2 separate regions of the Homo sapiens genome follow, and region 1 is linked to region 2. A link is a contact called in ENCODE Hi-C or POLR2A ChIA-PET data. All regions are on one chromosome and are shown on one strand. The core of a region is the stretch at or near the end of the contact, and the rest is flanking DNA. Distances in the headings are between cores, read along the strand shown.

What was found. Hi-C counts contacts between places; a loop is a spot of excess contacts on that map. ChIA-PET counts read pairs that join two places held with the same protein, here RNA polymerase II (POLR2A). Pooled maps may share reads with other maps.
Region 1: a loop to region 2 is called in a map of gastrocnemius medialis, with 9 times the contacts of the local background. The contact joins the promoter of VPS26C here to the promoter of DSCR9 in region 2. A Hi-C loop is called at or near these places in 9 of 168 maps with a recorded cell type or tissue (B cell, CD14-positive monocyte, GM12878 and 6 more), 33 of 37 single-sample maps with no recorded cell type and 17 of 50 pooled maps. POLR2A ChIA-PET finds 5 or more read pairs at or near these places in 15 of 52 experiments (AG04450, CD4-positive, alpha-beta T cell, CD4-positive, alpha-beta memory T cell and 11 more).

The regions. Positions count from the first base shown.
Region 1 is chr21:37,265,517-37,272,723 of GRCh38, forward strand. It overlaps VPS26C (VPS26 endosomal protein sorting factor C), which reads right to left and starts at 1,818. Exons shown (of 8, transcript NM_006052.2): 1 at 1,722-1,818. The coding sequence starts at 1,778. RefSeq lists silencers at 1,414-1,723, 2,464-2,623 and an enhancer at 1,864-1,923.
Region 2 is chr21:37,202,787-37,210,705 of GRCh38, forward strand. It overlaps DSCR9 (Down syndrome critical region 9), which reads left to right and starts at 5,717. Exons shown (of 3, transcript NR_026719.2): 1 at 5,717-5,758; 2 at 5,868-5,970. TTC3 (tetratricopeptide repeat domain 3) reads left to right here. Exons shown (of 46, transcript NM_001330683.2): 46 at 1-321. RefSeq lists enhancers at 4,381-5,217, 5,516-5,705.

The sequences.
Region 1 (7,207 bases), core at 568-3,067, 59 kb after region 2:
CAATATACAACAATTATAGTCCATAGTCGAATTTATATTTTATCAGAAATTAAGCATTCTATTTGGTTCTCATGTCCCTTTAGTCTTATAGTCTAGAAAAATTATCTCGCCTTTATTTTTTGACACTGATATTTCCGAAGAATCCACGCTACTTGTTTCACAGAATGCCCTTCAATTTGGATATTCCTTATTGTTTCCTTATGAACTGATACGGATTAAACATTTTTGGCAGGAATACTACATAGGTGAGTTGTGGCCTTCTCTGTGCATCATGCCAAGGGGTACCGAATGTCAGTCGTCTCATTAGTTGTGATGGTGAAGTGGTGTTCATTGTTGTGCTTGGCTAGAGGAGTGTGACTACCAGATTTCTCCATTATAAAGGTAGCTTTTTCTCTTTTTTTTTTTTTTTTTTTTTTTTTGAGACGGGGTCTCACTCTGTTGCCCAGGCTGGAGTGCAGTGGCACAATCTCGTCTCACTGCAGCCTCCGCCTCCCGGGTTCCAGCGATTTTTCTGCCTCAGCCTCCCTGGTAGCTTGGATTAGAGGCGTCCGCCACCACGCCCGGTTAATTTTTGTATTTTTAGTAGAGACCAGGTTTCACCATGTTGGCCAGGCTGGTCTCGAACTCCTGACCTCAGGTGATCCGCCCGCCTCGGCCTCCCAAAGTGCTGGTAATACAAGCGTGAGCCACCGCGCGGGCCAGATTTTTCCCTTTGTAATTAACCATCAAGGGGATGACCATTTGAGCTTGTGTAAATAAGAGCAGGCTTCCCTAGTTGTCTTTTGCCCAAAAGTTTTAGCATCCATCCAAGACCTTTGTCTGAAATTCTGTCCCTTTTGAGATTACTTTGCATTAATATGACCAACCACTGCGATCAATTTTATTCCAAAGAGTGTTGGGGCTGTGATTTCAACCCTAGCTGCACATATATCACCGGTATCGCTGGGAGTGGAACCCAAGCAATCATATTTTAAAATTCTCCAGGATGACTGATTCTGATGTAGAGTAAGGGTTGAGATTCCCCGAGTTAGAGGAACCTTACAACACCCTCATTTGCAAATAAGGACACTGAGGCCCAAGGAGGTTAAATGACTGGCCAATGTCACAAAACCTGTTAATGGCATAGTCAAGATTTTACTTTTTTATACTTGCATTTTAATAGCCATTCCTTTGTGTCAGTCGAAGAATAAAACCAGAAAAAGCAGTAACTTTCGTAGTATGTTAGTATGTTGTTAAAAGTGACTACCATCTAATATATGCTGCCGCCAGACATACCCATTTCTGCTTCCAAGGTTTGTTTTAGCTTTCGTTCATTAGACCTTTGCGGTCACCTTAGGAGAGAGGGAAAGGGGAGTTTGGTCGTCAACTCCTCCGCCCTCAGCGCTCACTGAGGGAGCTCAAGCCTGAGAACCCAACACCGCCGGGTGTTCAAGGGGCCAGATGGGAAGAGCGCAGCCCCGGAGCTGGGCGCCTGCCCTGCACGTCCCGCAGATGCGGCGGCGGCGCCTGCCCTGGGGCCTCCTCGCAGGGCAGCCAGCCTCGCGCGGGAAGCACCTGGCGGGGACGCACCTGGCGGGAACGCACCCACCTTGGCGGAGACGCACCTGGCGGGACAGCCCTGCCCCGCCTAGGGACGCGGGACGTGCGCAGAGCGATGGAGACAGCGGAACCTGCAGACCCGCCCAACCCCACCTCCATCCCCACCCCCAGCCCCCACTTACCCCGGCGTGATAAACTTTATTCGCTCTTTTAATCTTGATGTCCAGGGCGGTCCCCATCTCCAATTCTCCGCAGCAGCCGCCACTTCCGGCTGCGCGTGACCCCAGGGAAACAAGGGGCGCCTCCCCGCTTCGTTCTGGGCCCCGCCCCTTTCCCTCTCTGCCGGCAGTGGCTCACGTGACCTCGCAGCGGCGTCGCACACACTCCCTAGCTCCGAGGGGCGAATGCCCACGCCTTCCTCCTTCCGGCACAAGAGCCGGCCTTAGTGCGGGCCGAAGCGCTGTCACGGTTCACCCCGCCCCCTCTGGGCGTGAAAGACGGGGCCAAGCTAGCCCCACCCCTTCCGTAGGGACAGTCTTACGCCGGAAATGCTCCTTTGCTGTCCGGGTTAGCGGAGGGAGGGAGGAACGGCTCTCCCCGCGTGCCCCGCGGCTGGAGGCGGAGCCGAGCCTGTCTGTCGGTTGCAGCCTGCGCAGGAAGGATGACGCTCCCGTCAGGCTGTGCGGCGCAGACGGTCGCCCAATGGAGTTGTCTTTCAGGAGGTTTTAACTTGGTAATGCCTGCCCTCCTCAAATGTCCTTAGTCTCCTCAACTCTAGCCCTCCACCGCTTTCTCCCTGGGGTTCTGAAGAGCCGGCGCCCCCTTGTCTGTCTGCGGCCAGGCGCCGCACCCTGCCCTTCCCGCGGGAGCGGTTCCGGTCACCCTCAGGGGTGCGGCCCCTGCGTGCTAGTCCTGCAAAGCGCTGATTGGCCGGCGGCTCGGTTGCCTCGCGTCCCAGCGCCAGCTGGGCCTAGGGCCAAGGTCTCGGGAAGCGCCGGGTGACCTCGCTCCTCTCGGAGCCGCGGGCGCTGGGTCACCCGCCAGCCGGGCTCCGCGGGCCGCGAGGGATTGTGGGTGTTCCCCAGGCGCGTGTCCTGGAACCGGGTGTTAAATATTCAGATCCGTGCGCCCCGCGTGAAGGGTGGAAAGGCACGGCCCCCAGGCTCTGGGGCTTGGAGATTGGTTGCAAATGAAAGACTGAAAGCTGGAGTGAATCTGCCTATTATTTTTATTCCCAGCAACAGCTGACCCCAGATACAGTTTGTGGGGGTGGGGGGCGTTACTGCAGGGCAGGGCAGTGCACTGTTAACGTACTTCGTTTATTGAGTTAAAATCTCTTGTAAATGTTATAAATGAGGATTTTGCCAATAAGCAGAAGGTCAAATTTCATTTTGACAAATGATTTAATTAAATAATGCGGTGAAAAGTGCTTTTTGTTTAAATTCTTTGCTTTTTGTTTAAATTCTTTGATTCTGATCATTATTTTTTAAAGTGCATTGCTTTTGGGATAACATCAGAAACTATCTGTAAAAAGAATTAGTATCACGAATGCCTCCCTCTTAAGAATATAAAATGTTTTACAGGCCAGCAGTGATGGTGCTGCAGCTACAATTGCATTTGAAGGTTAATAAATGGTATTTTCAAATATTCAGGTCTTGGTTTGCAGCTCCTCTCTGCCCTCAGGGCTTTGGTCTCTGTCTTCAATGTTTTCCTGGCAATTCAAAACTCAGCGATTTTAGAACAATTCATTAGGGACTTGAAAATCACAGTCTAGTCTATTTGAATTCAAGAAGTGGATCCCTTTCCGCTAGACTCACCCATCATTTTCAAGTGGTAAAAAATCAATCTCAGTAGACACTGCAGAGAAACAGGAAAAGAAACACATGTATCAACATTGTATACTTGGTTTTTTTGTTTTGTTTTGTTGTTGAGACGGAGTCTCGCTCTGTCGCCCAGGCTGGAGTGCAGTGGTGCTATCTTGGTTCACTGCAACCTCCGCCTCCCAGGTTCAAGCGATTCTCCTGCCTCAGCCTCCCGAGCAGTTGGGACTACAGGCATGCGCCACCATTCCCAGCTAATTTTTGTATTAGTAGAGATGGGGTTTCACCATGTTGGCCATGCTGGTCTCGAACTCCTGACCTCATGATCCACCCGTCTCGGCTTCCCAAAGTGCTGGGACTACAGGGGTGAGCCACTGCGCCCAGCCTCCAATCGCTATCCTTTTAAATCTTTTCCATCCCTCACTCACACCTTAGATGATACCTTAACTTTCTGGTCCATTTGAGTTACCAAAAATCAGACCGTGTTAAAGTGTCGATCTCATGTCTCAAGTGGGACCCTAAATCCCTTAGTGTGAGTGGGAAGGTGCAAAGCGTGGTTCTGGCATGCAGACACTTCTCAACGTACCTCTGCAAGGCCTGGCTTCTGTGTTGAGATAAGGAAGAGGAGAGAAAATGAGACAAATATCTCTTAACTAGCCACTGCTGAATTTTCTTAGTTGATTCCTGCCTCTCTGGTAACTGTCTCGTTTAAAATTCCTTTCGTGGGGTACAGATGGGGAGGTCGGGTGGGGCCTTCTCCCTGCCGCACAGTTCCATGGGAGATCTTTTCCATCACCCGCCCCCGCCGCCGTCAGCACCGGGCAGTACACTCAGCCTCTCAGGCAAGATCACTCAGGACCATTTATCTTCCGCATAGGAAGAATTTGACCCAGGAGAAATACACATCTTTGCCACACAAAAGGGCTGGACTGAAGACCACCCCGTGGCTACTCCTCTCTCCCCTGCTATATCCCTCTTCAATTTTGTTGTTCCCCCTTGCCATACAGACAGGGATAAGTCAGCAAGAGTGCTGGAGGAACAGATCTGCAGGCAACAGATAGAATACCAGACTCCCCTTCCAGCAGGCCCTCTGATACCTTGGAGAGATTGTCCTATGTCCTTCCCAGCTACATCACTTCCCACCAGAAACACCGTCCTCCGCAATACCGACTGCCTCCTTTCATTCCTTCCCCTGCCTTCCTGTATAGATTGAGGAGAGGACTGGGGAAGTATTTGGTGGAAGCGGGGCCAGATCTGCAGCTTTTTATTAAGCCCTGGGGGAAGTGGCCCCAATTATAGGCATCTTTCATTAGGAGATGGAGTACTATGCCTGTAGTTTTCCATTGTGAGCCTAGTGCCAATTCTGGGACAATAGTAGAGGTCCCACTAAACATCTTTAAGTGGGTGCTATGATTCTCTGCGCAGACTCTTCCTGCAGGACTGGAGGACATGTTCCCTGAGCTGCTAGGAGTATTGGTCTCAACAGTTTTCAGCTAAGTCACTCTTCAAAGCTTGGCTTTAATGAAGAAAACTGCCTTGCCCAAGGTCATTCCCCCTTCTAGGGGGCAGCCCACACTTGACAATTAATCCATTTAGGATATAGAGGCCTCTCCGTTGTTCCAGTTTAGGACAACTCTGAAGGACCATTCCATATTCAAAACTCCCAGTATTAGTTAAATACTGATGTGTAGCAAATTACTCCAATCTGTAGTAGCTTTAAATAACAAACGTCTCATTATGTCTGCGAGTTGGGAACTCAGGAGCAGCTTCCCTGGGTGTTCCTGGCTCAAGGTGTCAGATTCTTGCAGTTGTCTGAAGGCCTGTTGTCGGCTGGAAGATCCAGTTCCAAGATGGCTCCCTCACATGGCTGAGGTTGGGAGCACTCACTTCCACTCCACAGGCTGCTTGAGAAGCCTCACAGTATGGCAGCTAGCTTCTCCCAGACCAGTCAATCAAGAGAGAGTGCAATTAGGGAGCTGCAATGCCCTGTGAGGCCAAGTATCTGAAGGACATCTACTTTTCTTCTCTTCATCAGAAGACAGTCACTAAATCCCACTAATTCCATTTGGGAAGGGGAATTTAGCTCTACCTATGGAAGGGAGGGTCAAAGAATTTGAGGACATATTTTAAACCACTACGCTCCGCATTGAATCCTGCTTCCTACACCCAAACCCTGTGCGCCTGTTGATCCTGAGAGCATCTCCCCAATAAACTTCCTGCATGTTAAATCTCCATCTCGTATTCTGCCTTCTGGCAACCTAACCTCAACAATCCAGTTATGCTAGTTTCATAATAACCCTCATAATAACCCTCAAGACACTCTTGTGATACAGGAAAAATTACTATTTCCTCACCTTACAAAAGGGAAGACAGGCACAGAAAGATTAATGTACTTGCCCAAGGTCATAGAGCAACTAAGTGGCAGCCACCAATTCTGACTCCAGAGTTCATATAGGCAATTGCTGATCAATGCGCTACATACATGCACACAACAAACGCCTGGGTGCATAACAATGGGGGGCTCATGATCTTAATCAAAAGACTGGACAAAAGACTGCCAATCAAATGGGAAAATCCAGCAGAGGTGCAATGTCATAGTCAAAGGCAATCTTAAAGAGAGGAATGGGGGGTCATTGTATCAACTGATGGTGAAGATAGAATATTAAAACTATTGCAGAATAGTATAATGCTTTAGTTTGCTACGGCTGCCACAACGAAGTACCACAAACTGGGTGGCTTCAAACAACAGAAATTTATTCTTTCACTCTTCTGGAGGCTGCAAGTTCAAAATCAAGATGTCAGCAGGGTTGTTCTTCTGAGGACGGTGAGGAAAGAATCTGTTCCAGTTCTCTCTCCTTGGCTTTTAGGTGGCCCTCTTATGTCTCCTCACTCTATCTTTAAAAAATGTGTCTTCATGGCTGGGCACAGTGGCTCACACCTGTAATCCCAGCACTTTGGGAGGTCAAGGCAGGAGGATCCCTTGAGCCCAGGAGTTCGAGACTAGCCTGGGCAACATGGCGAAACCCCCCATCTCTACAAAAATATAAAAATTAGCTGGATGTGGTGACGCATGCCTGTAGTCCCAGCTACTTGGGAAGCTGAGGTGGGAGGATCGCTTGAGCCTGGGAGGCAGAGGTTGCAGTGAGCCAAGATCATGTCACTGCACTCTGGCCTGGGCGACAGAGCGAGACCCTGTCTCAAAAAATAAAATAAAATGTATCTTCATGTTCACGTGATGTTCTTTCTGTATCAATGTCTGACTCCAAACTTGCCCTTTTTCTAAATACACCAGTCATCTTGTATTAAGGTCCACTAATGACCCCCTTTTAACTTGATTACCTTTGTAAAGACCCTACTTCCAAATACCGTCACATTCTGAAGTACCAAGGGCTAGGACCTTAATTTGGCAGGGAAACAATTCAACCCAGAACACCATCCTCATAGATGGGATTAGTGCCCTATAAAAGGAATGGAAGGGAGCTAGCTAGTCCTTTTGCCCTTCTGTCCCTTCTGCCAAGAGAGGACATGGCATTTGTCCCTTCTGGAGGACTCAGCATTCAAGGCGCCATCTTGGAAGCAGAGTGGAACCAGACACAACGTGCTGGTACCTTGTTCTTAAACTTCCCAGTCTTCGGAACTATGAGAAATGAACTTCTATTGTTTAGAAATTACCCACTCTGTGGTATTTTGTTATAACAGCATGAATGGACTGAGACAATTGCATGTATGGCCACTAAGAACATCTCAATGTTGATTATGTACAAGTTTGATTAAGGATGTCCTGGATACCTTAACTACCACAACTTACACCACTTGGCAGTTAAGACACACTTTCTCAAATAACAAAA
Region 2 (7,919 bases), core at 4,467-6,966:
AGTTTATGAGCTGATTTGGTCACCTTCCTCTGCCTTTGTTCACTGTGAGTTCTGATGTCTTAGTGACTTAGTTCTTAGAAGCTCACGCCTTAGTTTGAAACAGATTCTCCACGGTGGTCCCCAAAACACTGTCTGCATATCCATAAGAATTGAGCGCTATGGGTGTTAACGTGCATGAGGATCAGTTTGCAGCAGCAAGTACAAAAGGAGAAGAGGAACATCCGTTGAATGAGTGTGTTTTGTACATAACTTCAGATACTTGTGAACATGCCTTATATTTGTCCAACAACTGTCAGAATAAAGAACATTCTAAAATGAGAAGTTCACTGTCACTCTTGTCCATTCTTTCTTAGAGAAGTTTAAAAATGCATTCTTCTGGAAAACTTAGGACATGTATGTCATGCTAACATTTTAAGAGTGCTTTCGTCAGGAAAGAACAGCCACGCCATGCTGTGTCTGAGGAGTCTGACCAGGGATCTCAGGGCGTTTTAGGGCCTGGGTCAGAATTTTCCTTTGTGCCTGCGTAAGATCGACTATAGGAGTTCACACAGAGATGATAGAGTTTACTTCTTAAGGCTAAATTAAGAGATTTTTCATGTGAATACATATAAGGATGTTGAAGATAAATTGCATTCCTTGGTATATTTTTTGAGGCATTTGTGGATTTATGGGCCACTGAGGCTGTCGATGGGGTTTCCTCTATAGAGGGGCTTCTGGGTATGCTGAGCACTCACAGAGTGAAAGCTCATTTGAAGAAAGCTCATTTTCAAAATCTGTCTTCTGTTTTTTCAAGTGTATTCAAAGTATTATCAGTACGTATTTTTAGTCTGATGGCATTTAATTTAATTTAAAGCAATGACTATTCCTTAAGAATTTAGGCCGGCCGCGGTGGCTAACGCCTGTAATCCCAGCACTTTGGGAGGCCGAGGTGGGCGGATCACGAGGTCAGGAGATTGAGATCATCCTGGCTAACACAGTGAAACCCCGTCTCTACTAAATACAAAAAACTAGCCGGGCATCGTGGTGTGTGCCTGTAGTCCCAGCTACTTGGGAAGCTGAGGCAGGAGAATGGCGTGAATCCGGGAGGCGGAGCTTGCAGTGAGCCGAGATCGCACCACTGCACTCCAGCCTGGGTGACAGAGCGAGACTCCGTCTCAAAAAAAAAAAAAAAAAAAAAAGATTTTAGATTAGTTTTCCCTGCTGAACTGCTTAATCTATGTTATGAATAATGGATAGCCTGGTATAAAATTGAAGTGGTGCCCCAGCAATGCAAAATGTTACTACGGTTTTAAGGTAATCTCAAAGACTACAGAAGTGCCCCCACTTATTCGTGATTTTGATTTCCACAGTTTGTTACCCACGGTCAGCCGTGGTCTGAAAATAGGCAAGTACAGTGCAGTACAATAAGATATTTTAAGGGGGAGAGACCACACTCACATAATCTTTACTACAGTGTAATTGTTCTATTTTATTACTAGTTCTAGTTGTTCATTTCTTACTGTGCCTAATTTATAAATTAAACTTCATCATAGATACATATGTATAGGAGAAAACATTGCATATGTGGGGATTGGAATTTTCTGTGGTTTCAGGCATCCACTGGAGGTCTTGGAACATATCTCCCACGGATAAAGGATGTGTGTGTGTGTGTGTGTGTGCAGTCGCAGCAGGTGGTCAAAGTGCTCAACACACCACAAACTGAAGCAGTAAAACTATTTTAGAGTAGTTTTTTAGTCAGATGACTGGAGAAGGGAATTAAAGGAAACAGTAGAAGACACAATAGCAAAGATGGAAGTTCCTTCTGTCAGCCTGAGGTACTTACTCAGGAGGCTGAAAAAGCAGAGGCCGTAAAGTGATAGGATGGTTGGTCAGAATGAGGACCAAAAAGCATCTGCAGTATGACCTCAGAAAGAAAGAAGGTATCAGAAGGAGAAGCTGGGAGGGTATACAGATGAGTAAATTCCTGGTGAAGTGCTCAGCACAGTGCCTGCACACAAACTCGTGATAACCGGAGCTAACAACTAACTGTCACTAAGATTAAGGGCCTGGAAATTGCACAAGAAAGAGTAGGATAGTACAGTAGGAAAGCCGCCGTTAGTTAGGAAGTCCACTTCCTCAGTGTGGCCTGGATTGGAACACGATCCAGTGGTGAAAAGAGCAAGAAGAAATCAGATCACCTCAAAGTCGTTTTGGAAAATAACAGCTTTGTTCCTGAGATCTCCCTGAATTGACTTCAGGAATATTGTGATTCTATAGCAATGGATCATTTCACCTTTTGGCTTTCCCAAATTATCGGACTGAGCAGCTTTGAGTCAACCTTTCCTATCCAGTTTGGGTTGAGGATCAGGGCCCTGTGGTGGGCTCACTAGGGATATGCCCTGGAGCATCGGTGTGGCCAGGCAAGGCTCATTGTAGTGGAGGTGTGTAGTCCAGACTCCCTGGCTTAGGGTGAGAACTGTTACCATTTGTTCCATCATCGCCTCTACTTTTTTTTTTTTTTTGAGACGGAGTCTAGCTCTGTCGCCCAGGCTGGAGTGCAGTGGCATGATCTCCACTCACTGAAACCTCCACCTCCTAGGTTCAAGCGATTCTTCTGCCTCAGCCTCCTGAGTAGCTGGGATTACAAATGCACACCAGTACACCTGGCTAATTTTTATATTTTTAGTAGAGACACGGTTTTATCACGTTGACCAGGCTGGTCTGGAACTCCTGACCTCAGGTGATCCACCTGCCTTGGCCTCCCAAAGTGCAGGGATTTATAGGCATGAGGCACTGTGCCCAGCCCATTGCCTCCACTTTATACTGTCTCTTCCTATTCTCCCTTTAAAGGTGAAAAAAGATAAATATTAGCAAGAATGCAGAAACTAAACAATAGTAAACTAGAAAATCCTAATGAGTCATCCATTAATCAAGTCGGATTGATAAACCATCATGGCAAAAAGAGACTTTTAACTATGTTAAGAAGAATAATTTGGGGGCCAGGGCCTGGTGGCTCACATCTGAAATCCCAGCACTTTGGGATGCTGAGGTGGGCAGATTGTTTGAGCTCAGGAGTTTGAGACAAGCCTGGACAACATAGTGAAACCCCATCTGCAAAAAATGCAAAAATTAGCTAGGCACGGTGGCACATGCCTGTGGTCCCAGCTACTTGGGAGGCTGAAGTGGGAGGATCACTTGAGCCTGAGAGGCAGAAGTTGCAGTGAGCCGAGACTGCACCACTGCACTCCAGCCTGGGTGACAGAGTTACCCTGTCTCAAAACAAAAACAAAAACAAGATCTCCATATGAAAATAAATGAAGCTTGACCTCTCACAGCATATACAAATGTCAATTCCCAATGGATCACAGTCCTCAATATGGAAAGCAAAATAATGCAGCTTCTACAAGAAAACAGACAATCTTCCTGCCCCTGGAATAGGCAAAGATTTTAAGGAATCACTAGCTCCAAGAATAAAATGTTGATAAACTGGATTTTGGTCTGCACTAAGAACTCTTAAGTTGCTGTTGAGAGAGTGAAAAGGCAAACCATGAAGTGGAAGACGCTGGTAATCCACACTTCCAACAAGACTCCTCCAGAATGTACAAATAACTACAAATCAGTAAGAAAAAGATAACAATATATTAGAAATAGGCAAGAGATTTGAATAGGCACTTCGCAAGTATCCAGATGGTTTGTAGGCATTTTGATAGCCACATTTGTTCAAAATCAATCACCAAGGAAATATAAATTAGAACATTGCTGGCAGGGTGATAGGGTTTGGATTCGTGTCCCTGCCCAAATCTCACGTCGAATAGGAGGAAGGGCCTGGTGGGAGGTGATTGGATCATGGGGGCGGATTTCCCCCTTGCTGATCTCATGATAGTGAGTCCTCATGAGATCTGATAGTTTAGAAGTGTGTGGCATTCCCCTTTGGCTCTCTCTCTCCTGCCCCCATGTAAGTCATGCTTGCTTCCCCTTCACCTTCCTCCATGATTGTACATTTTCCTGAGTCTCCCAGCCATGCTTCCTGTTAAGCCTGTGGATCTGTGAGTCAATTAAACCTCTTTTCTTCATAAATTAGCCGGTCTCAGGTAGTTCTTTATAGCAGCGTGAGAACGGACCAATACACAGGGTATTTTAAGTTGTCTTGAAGTTTCCTGGTTCTAGCAGGTAGGACCATGTACTTAGCAAGGACCTGTTTTGCTGTTCTCTGGGGCATGGGTGAAGGTCTGGGGTGTGAGAGGCTACAGTGAGCTGTAATCACACCACTGCACTCCAGCCTGGGGGACAGAGTGAGACCCTGTCTCAAAAAACAAAAAAAAAAATTGAATCATGTATACACTTATATCAAAAACCAATGTACTCCTGATTACCTCAACTTATTATGTTGGGATTATTGAGGTCTATAGTATCTGTATGGTGGAAATACCGTATAATGCAACTCTTCCCAACTCTGTGTTTAGTGGGGTGACACTGGTAGCTTGAAATCAACCATCGTTGGAGTACTAACACCACAGTCATTGGCAAATGCTGTTTTGCTTCCCTGGAAAAGCTGGTAAAGCCTGGAGTTCTGCTGGTCTGGTGGTGCTGGTCTGGTGGTGCTTGATACCTTTCTCATTTCACATTTGAAATGGTGATTCAGGCACTCAGCAAACCCTGCTGGGATGATTTCTGCTGAGAGAGCTCCTTCCCATTGCTCTTTGGCTAGGGTCCTCACTTCCCTTGCCACCGCCTGGCCTTGCCTGGTTCTCTGCCATCCTGGAAAGGAGACACTGCTCTCTGCAGCGTCTCTGGCCCAGAGACAGGCCGAGTCTGTCATTGCATTAGCCTCTTAGTGGTTCCTTGGGGGCCACTCCCAGCAGAACCTCTGTCCCTGCCACAACAGGTCCTGTGCTACGAAACACCAAGGAAGTCCCCTTCCTGCCTCTGGCCAGGCCCTGCCTGAGAGGGTGCATGTGAATGCAAAGCAGGTCTGTTTCAGGAGTGCCCAAAAAGAAGCCACCAGGAGGACACCTCCATGCCAGAGGTGACTCATCTTACCTCCCAGAGGAAGGACTGGGGCCGGTCCCTTGGCCTTGCCAGGACAGCCTCCACAACGAGCAGCTGGTATGGTTACAGGGCTCCTGTGGCAGGCACTTTCAAAGAGACAAGCTTGCTCTCTGTAACATGTGCCTTTGTGTCAAACAGACCTGTCATTGTTTTCAGCAAATACCTTGGGACTTCAGTGCATAAATACCATTCTAGGTATTTTTCAGAAGTTGTGTATAAAGGCATTCTGCCTAATTCCTTCAGTCCTCTATTTCAGTTTCTATTTATTTGGTGTGATAGAAAGCTCTTAATTTAGATCTCCCCACCGCCAGTTCCAAGAAATCTGCCACCAGCTCCAAGCCTCATGTCCTGAAGTGCCACCTCATTCCCGCGGGGTGAGCCAGCAGCCTCTGAAAAGAGGAAGCCATTGAACAGATCACACTGTGCCTCCCGCCGCTGGCTGCCGCCCCAGCGCCAGCAGGACTCCGGCTTTGACTGGGGACTCACTGGAGGCCACATCGCTTTTGCTTCCAGTTTCCAAACTGCCACCACCTCGAAACTGCCAGACCTTTGAAAGCTGAGGCACAGTGCCTCACCCCTTCCTTCAGAAGACTGTCCAGCTCCCCCTCCTTCCCCTCCTCCCTCCCCCACTGGGGACCTCTCCTAGGGGAGGGGTCTGGTGTCCTCAGCTGGCTCCTCTCCACCTTCGCTTCTACCCGGGGGCTCCAGTGCATCTGGCTTTATCTCTGGGGTGAGCCATGCGGCCCTGGTCATCTGGACGGGCCACTGAACTCCACACATTCACCTGTTCACTGGCTCATCCATTCATTCATCTGGTCTCATGTGCTGCCCTGTTCTAGGTGCTTCCATACAAAGGGGACAGAAGAGATGATGGAAGGCCTCAGTACTGCAGGAGGGGAGACGGATGTCATCTACAATCACACAATACATGGGAGGTCACAGGTGATCCCGAGGAAAACGAAGCTGGGAAGGGGATGAGGGAGTCTCTTTGTCTAAACTTGACCCAGGTTTAGACAGAAGCCAGGAACGGCGTCATCTGAGTGCAGCCTGAGGGACGGGGGAGGAGGTAGGGGCAGGGGCGGGCAGTCAGGCAGAGAAGCCAGTGGAGCGATGCCCGCTAGGGTGTTTCCAGAGCCCGAGGAGGCCAGAGCCGCTCTTTGCCTGGAGGATTGTACAGAAGTGGGGATTCCCAGGGGGTGGATGGGGGTGGGGGCTGGGGGGCAGTGGCCTGAGCCTGGCAGCTCAGGGATTCATGCGGCAGGCGGTGCAGCTTGTTGGTCAACCTCATGAAATACTAGTTTTGCACGTGGCCTTAGACTCTGGGGACTTGGTCTGGGGCCAGGTAGGGGGCATTTCTGATGTGATGTCACCTGTGTTACTCTATCCGTCAGGGCCTTACGGAGCCCTTGCTTCCTCCAACACCCCCACCGGCTTTCTCCTGTGGCTTAAAATTGACCTAGTCAGTCCTGCCAGTGGGTCTACCCTGCAGGCCCATGGGAGCACCCATGGATCCCAGTCCTGGCCCAAGCACCTGCCCTCACTGCTACCCACCCCAAGCCATCAGCCTCATTCTCACTTTACCTCCTCACACCTGGTTTCACTGAAGCCTGGGCCAGCCCCCTCAACCCCTTCCCAAGCTCCCATCTACCCCTGCCACAGCCCTGCTCCCTGCAGCAGGGGCCTCAGAAGTTAGTCTCTTGGAGCGCTGGGGTTAAATGAATGTGCCTTGCACATACTAGCTGCTCAGTAAACACAAAAAAACTCAACCCAGGCTCCAGAACAAGAGCCACACCCCACAAGCTGGCTGTGGTGGCCTCTGAATCTGAATTCCCACCTCCATGTGACCTTCCTTAAGCCCCTCACTCCAGCCCTGCTCTTCACCATCTCCCAACATGATATTTACTAATGGTCATTTCAGGTACTGTGTTACCTGTCCACAAACATTGCAGCATTTAATTTCCCCAAGTACCCTATGAAGAAGAGATTACTCTTGCCTGCATTTTACAGACAAGGAAATAAACCTAAAAGGTTAAGTGATTTCCCCAAGGTCATGTAACTGGAAAATGTCAGGATTTGCACTTGCTAAGCCAACTCTCTCCTCTAGCCATTCTGCTTCTTCCTCTTAATACAAAACCCACTTGTCCCCCAAGGTTCAGCTCAGGTTCCCATGCCAAAACCAAACCTTCTTAGGCATGCAGGTGGCAAAAGCCTTGGAACCCCTGTTTACTACTGCTCACCCTCACACCACGGCTGCAGTGGCTTTCCCCTTCACGTTTGCTCATGAGGCTGATGCAGGGCAGGTGAGACCCAAAATCGGGGCTTAGCCCGGGAGGGTTCTTGGCTTCACCCTGGAAAGAATTCAAGGGCAAGCTGGTGGTGTTAAGACAGCAATTTTTATTGAAGCGGCCATGCATAGCGGCAGCACAGGTGCTGCTCCCTGCAGAGCAGGGCTACCCCATAGGCAGTGCGTCCAGAGTAACAGCTCAGAGGCAGTGCTGCAGTCCTATTTATAGCCACTTTTAATTATATGTAAATTAAAGGGCAGATTATGCAGGAGTTTCTAGGAAAAGGGTGGTAACTTCTGGGTTGTTGAGTCCTTGCCATGGGAAGGGGAAGTAATGTCCGGGTGTTGCCAAGGCAATGGTAAACTGACATGGCACACGAGTGAATGTGTCTTATGGACGGTTGCTTCTTTTTAGGACTTTATATATTCTAGACACAAGTCATTTGTCGGATGTGTTTTGTAATTTTTCTTCAAGTCTGTGGCTTGCATTTTCATTTTCTTAACAGTATTTTTTAACGGTCTTTTGAAATTTTGAGGAAAAGTCTTCAATTTTGATGAAGTCCAATTTATTATTTTTTTCTTATTATTTTTATACTTAGTTTTTTTT